Linked DNA regions of Homo sapiens: region 2 is linked to region 1. The links are chromatin loops, found by intact Hi-C in ENCODE. Cell type or tissue: HepG2. All regions are shown on one strand. Links, peaks and the distances in the headings refer to the core of each region. The heading gives the core; the rest is flanking DNA.

Region 1 (2,822 bases), core at 123-2,622:
TTGGGTTTGAAAGATATTAGTTATGAAACATTACAATAGATAGTGTGTAGCAGTTTAAAAATTATACCTTGATTACATGTGTGGGACACTATTTTGTTTGTTATATTTGCAATAAACATATGTCTGGAAGCACGCAAGGATGACTTCAAATAATCTCACCGCTCTCATGAACAACTGATTATTGTGGAAATACTTGTCCTTCTGAGTTTAGGCCACTGAGTATCTTTCTCTACATCCATGAGAAGTGTGTCCAGCACCACCTTTCATGCCCAACTAAAAGTCACAATGGATGATTTCAATATTTGTTCTAGACAAATTGCATTTAATCAATGTGTACTTCACTCTTTTCCTTCATTTCCTTTTTTGTGGAATCTGATGCCCAATATTATTAACCTAATTTATCAACTGGCTACTTTCTAGGCTTTGGGATCTGGCTCTGTTTCTTAACTTCTGTACTTATCTAAGCCCTGTATCATTGAGTCTTTGGAAATGATGCCCTTGTTTGGAATAACTTTAGGACCCAGAGATGACTCATCTGAACTGAGGTTTAAGAAAAACTGAAAATATAAAAGGACAATAATCTTGACCAGGACTACTAAAACAGAAATATTAACCTAGATACACATTGCTTAAGTTGTATCAAAATATTAAGAACAAATTGGTAGTTACTTCTAGAACTACACTCTAGTTATATGTATATATTTTAAAAACAGAGTACTATGTTTATATTTTATCATAGTTAATAAATTATATATAGTAACCATAGAGTATAAGCTTAATATTTTCACCTAAATTTTAGTTTTGCTTAAAGAGTCACTGGTTATAAAGGTCACATTTTGTTATTTCAAAGGAGAGTTACTAGAACAGGAAGTTACAACAAACATTTGCCTTGGTGATTCCATTTTCTTCATCAGAAAATACAAATTAAGTATATTTCTTAACTATCTTAAAAATAAAGATCCTGAATAAAAATTATATTGTGTATTGGGATGAGCAAAATGCAAAGGAGATTTAAACCCCTAAAGTTCCAACATGTGGAAAAGAGTACATTGTTACAGCTTCCTTTCAAAGACTTGGTAATTTCTAGTGAAGGTACCACACACTTCTAAGGCTAATACTGAAGCAGTACATTCTCTATCGCCCCCTGGCGGCAACTACTTTGATTGACAGTACCTCTGTCATGGAGGCTATTAAACCTTTCGGATGTCACTCCTATCATCCAAAAAGTCCACTTCTTGGTCCGTGTTCTCTTACATGTATATTTAGGAACATATATTCAAGGATGCTCATTGCAATAATTATAATGTCAGAAATCACCATTGAGGGCAATTTATAAACATCAGTAGACATAAGAAAAAAGAAAGATTTTGATGGGGGCAATTATGTTGCATACATTTTGATTGGAAACTGGAACATTAGTTATAAAGTTCTGCTATCAAGAACTACTAGAAATGAAGGATGCCTGGCTGGCCCGCTGCTTCAGGGAAGGCTTTACACATGGTGTTGTTACAATCTGATCTCCAGCCTTTAGGTATGGAACCTGAGGACCTCAAGCTGTCAGCCCTCTTAGATGTGATTTTGCTCAGAAGAACTGATTCTCAGTGGCTAATATCACAAAAGAAAGGGATAGATAAACAAGAATGCTGATTTATATACTCACAATGACAGAGACATCTAACTGGATAACTAGCACCTGCCATTTCCCCAGATTCTCCCTCCTTAAGCAAATCAACCTAAGGCAACCAAATAAGAGATTAGAAGGTTAGTCTGTGTGCACTGGGTTAGAACAAAGGGTCATATATTTAGAGATATTTCAATATATGACTCAGAACTAGTTGAGCTTACTTTTTCCTGCTTAAAAGATATTGTCACCCAAGTAATTGATAATAGTTTTTAAAGTTAGCCATCTTTTCCCTTTTCTGAACTAAAGAAATATTTTCGTATTGTATTTGTTTTTTAAAAACAACAAAATACAAAGCCATGCAGATAACTTCTCTCCTTCTCTTACTACTTAAAGTTACTGTATATTTATATACGTGATATATGTGAAATTATTCAGCTTTTTCTTTAGCACGGGGTGGGGGGATACCGTTGGCTTCAGGATATACTCTCAACAATTTGACTATGCTTTGGAGTGCTCTGTAGGCCCATTCAAGCTTCATTTAAAAACTTATATTCCCAGCCATAATAGACTTTGACAAGACAAAAACACCTGTTCTGACTTTCAAAAAATATGCCATTCAGGGAAAAGAAGAGTAAGCACGCAACATTTCTAATTTCCAATCGTAATTGAGATAGGCATTAATATACAATGGTATAGTAAAATCAAAGAGAAGAAAGCAAAACTCCAAAATAGCTGATCTTTGGAAAAAGATTTCTGGAGAATAAAGAATTTGAATTGATCTGAAGAAAGAGTAGGAATAAGTTCTTTGACTGCCAAAAGAAATGTACAGTTAAGATAATGTACAAGCGTACACCTTCCTGATTTATGAGAAACTCTGGTTTTCTTGATTAGAACTTAGAAACAGCCTACTCTTGGTAGCCTCTCAATTCTAAACCTTTTAAGCAAACCCCGTTTGTTGAGATGATGAATGCCGTCTTTCATATTCACTAATTTTAATATCAGAGAAGAATTTTTTTCAGCTTCATGGAACAATTTTGAAGATTTACCTGATTTGGAGTTTTAGTCTATAGTGGAATCATCATAACTAGAACAGCCCATATCTGAATCTCACTGGTTAATTGGGGATTTGATATAATTTGAATTCTTAGTTTATTGCCCTATCAAAGCAAATCCTGTATAGTTGGTAACATTGGCCTTC
Region 2 (2,822 bases), core at 220-2,719, 100 kb before region 1:
ATGTAGTTTTACCAAATACATCGATTTTTTTTTACAAGACAAAGTAAATGTCCTTTATATCACTCATAGATTTTTTGACTAAAAATTCTGTCAAATTCTGGGAACTCCCTGAAGCCAGTGGTCTGATAGAAACAAGAGTTATTATTATAAGACTTACATTTCATTTAATTTTTGTCAGTTGAGAGAGCCATAGCCATGGGTCCTTAAATTCCTTTTCCTTTGTATATATTCTATATGCCTTTCTTACTCTAAAGAATCTGTTATTAACCCATATTAACCTGTGATTTTTATACTATGATATTTGAGACTGATGAAACAACATTTAAGTTTATGTGCTGTCTCATATCAGCTATAAACTGCATAATTTAAAGACACCTGAACAGGTTTATGTTTTTATAAAGCTCTTGAAAAGATATTCACTTTAAAAAAATGCATTATGCTTGTATAAATTTCTATGCCCCTATATCTGTTAAATGCAATCAGATCAATCTTATTTCTTTGTGTCTCCAGCACAGTGCACAAAACTGAATATTCTGACTTTTAGAAAATTTGCCAAGTCCAAATATTTTTATATATAATTAAAATTAGTTAACTGCTGAGGTTATATTTTTTAAAAGTCTAGTATTTTATCAAGATACTTCCAATTCAGTGCCTGTCATAATTTATTACCAAAGCAACCCAGGAAATAAATGTCCTCATAAAATTAATAATTATGATTTTACATTCATTATAGTGAATAATGATATCTCTTCACTTTTTCTTTTGATCATAGTTGTTAATTTCCCCACAAATTTCCACTTATTTTGTATTATTTCATATTTACCTATATGAAATGGAATGGTCAGAGCATGGGTAGTGAAATTGAAACCAAAATTACATTCTATAGTTCTATTTGGTGAGTGGTGGGTTGGTGAGAGGGAGGAGGAGGGGGAGGGGCAGTGATACTCTATCTGCTTCAGTTATTTATCTTAAAGCTATTTCTGTATATTTAACTTTATGGTCAAATGATCTATTACATTTTATCTGTACAGAATATTGGAACTTTTTAAATTTTAAAAGTACTAGAGAGATTTTTCACAATAGAATACCAAGTTTCTATGAAATAAAAGTTTAAAGTTTCATACATCAGGAAGCAGGAGACATAATTATATCTATCAGAAGATTATCTTTGCTAATCTTTTTTTTTTTTTTGTCATGGGCTGAGCATTTTTCCCTTAATCAGGACTGGAGTACAGTATTTGAACTAGGTATCTTCTCATATGCAGTAAACATCCAGGTAATAGCATCAGTCTAAATAAGATAGATTATGGGGCAGTAATAAAGTATCATGAAATCTCAGTAACATTACGTTTCACTTCTTACTCATACTTCATGTCCACTGCAGCCCAGCAGAGGGACCCCACGCATCATAGCGCCTCTGGGATCCAGAGAAATAGAGCATCCACCATCTTGAACATTGTCAGATGAATAGGAATCTCTGGAGCGTACCATCCTAAAAATTACATGCACTAACGTAGAAATAAAACATGCCATTATGTTCACAACTCATTGGCCAGAAGTAGTCACATGAGGGGTGCTTTGCTTACCCCTAATCACATGGGGACAGGTAAATACAATCCCGGCATGAAATGCTGTGGTGAAGAGCCAGAAATACGCAGTGGAGCACATAATGACTGTCTTGGTTTTCATGACCAAGAACTCTAAGGAGCAGAAAAATGTATTTCTTTTTCATATGTGTCTCTTTCCTTGTGTACCCTGAAACAGCAGACACTGATAGCTGGTGGGAGAAGAGGCCTGGGAGTAAAGGACTCTCTGCAGCTTGCCTTAGGGTTTATTTATTCATGCCAGCATTGAAGCATCCAGATAATACACCAGAATGAATATGATACATGAACAGTTTCCTTTAGTCTCTTACTATTGGTTACCAAGAGCTTCATGTCCCTTCATTGCCCTTTTCCCCATTTCTAGCTACAGCTCAGCCTTTCAATTGTGCAGTGGTATTAGATATTACAGAATGTTAAGGAAAATGACAGTATTACAATATTCAAGGGAATGGTTTTACATTTATCTACTAAATACGACTTTTCTCAGCCTAGTCCAAGTGAAAAGTGCCCATTGAACAGTGTTATAATAGTAAATGTTTAACAAATAGGTTTCCAAATAAACCCAGATTTGTAAGGGTTGGTGTAAGTACGCTCACCATGACCAATTTTATTCTACGGATGTGCTATCACTAAATACAGAATTGGGAAAAGATGTGCGCAATGGGCTTTTTGGCCAGCTAATAGGAGTCAGCTCCAGCATGACACTGAGAGAAATAACTTTCATCATCTTTCTTGGTACATAGCTCAGTTTCCGAAATTACTCTCCATTTTTCATCTCTATCTGCACACCCACAAACACATACATACACGTAAACACACACCTCACTAGGGCAAAATCTAATTCTTAAACACAGCATGGAAACTTTCAATAAGAAACAGAAACCTTATCTTAATTGTTTCATTATGTTTAAAGCTATCTCTTAAACAATTTACATTAGTATTTTACATCATTATAGCAAGAACAGTTACTTTCCCATGATCACTCTCAACTTACCTCCCCCGTTCAGATCTCTTCGGAAAAAGAAAAATATTTGACTCCAAACCATATGTGTCTTTATGGCTACTCTTTTTGCTACATACATATCCAGCTAAAGCTTTGATGGCAGTTTTTGTAAATATACGTGTAACGTAGGTGTTGAGATGGGGGATGGGCATGTTTAATATTTCCATTTGTGTCATGTTGCCCCCTGTGAAGCTCGTGGACCACAGCAATGATTC

Evidence for each region. A loop is a pair of places that touch in the nucleus more often than their neighbours do. Peaks named below come from ENCODE experiments on the same cell type or tissue, not always from the same donor. Only the 100,000 strongest peaks of a DNase experiment are listed, where the experiment ranks them.
Region 2: a loop joins it to region 1, with 10 times the contacts of the local background. A loop is called at or near these places in 2 of 110 quality-filtered maps.

What each region holds. Positions count from the first base shown.
Region 1 is chr2:211,156,901-211,159,722 of GRCh38, forward strand. No RefSeq gene overlaps it. Among named protein-coding and RNA genes, the nearest start is that of CPS1-IT1, 540 kb to the left of the region's middle. In HepG2, for the core only: a CTCF peak has its summit at 1,146 (motif pointing left); a DNase peak (open chromatin) is centred at 1,151.
Region 2 is chr2:211,054,237-211,057,058 of GRCh38, forward strand. The region is part of intron 2 of LOC107985978 (a long non-coding RNA gene); the gene reads left to right. Among named protein-coding and RNA genes, the nearest start is that of CPS1-IT1, 440 kb to the left of the region's middle. In HepG2, for the core only: a CTCF peak has its summit at 1,398 (motif pointing right); no DNase peak of the experiment used is centred there.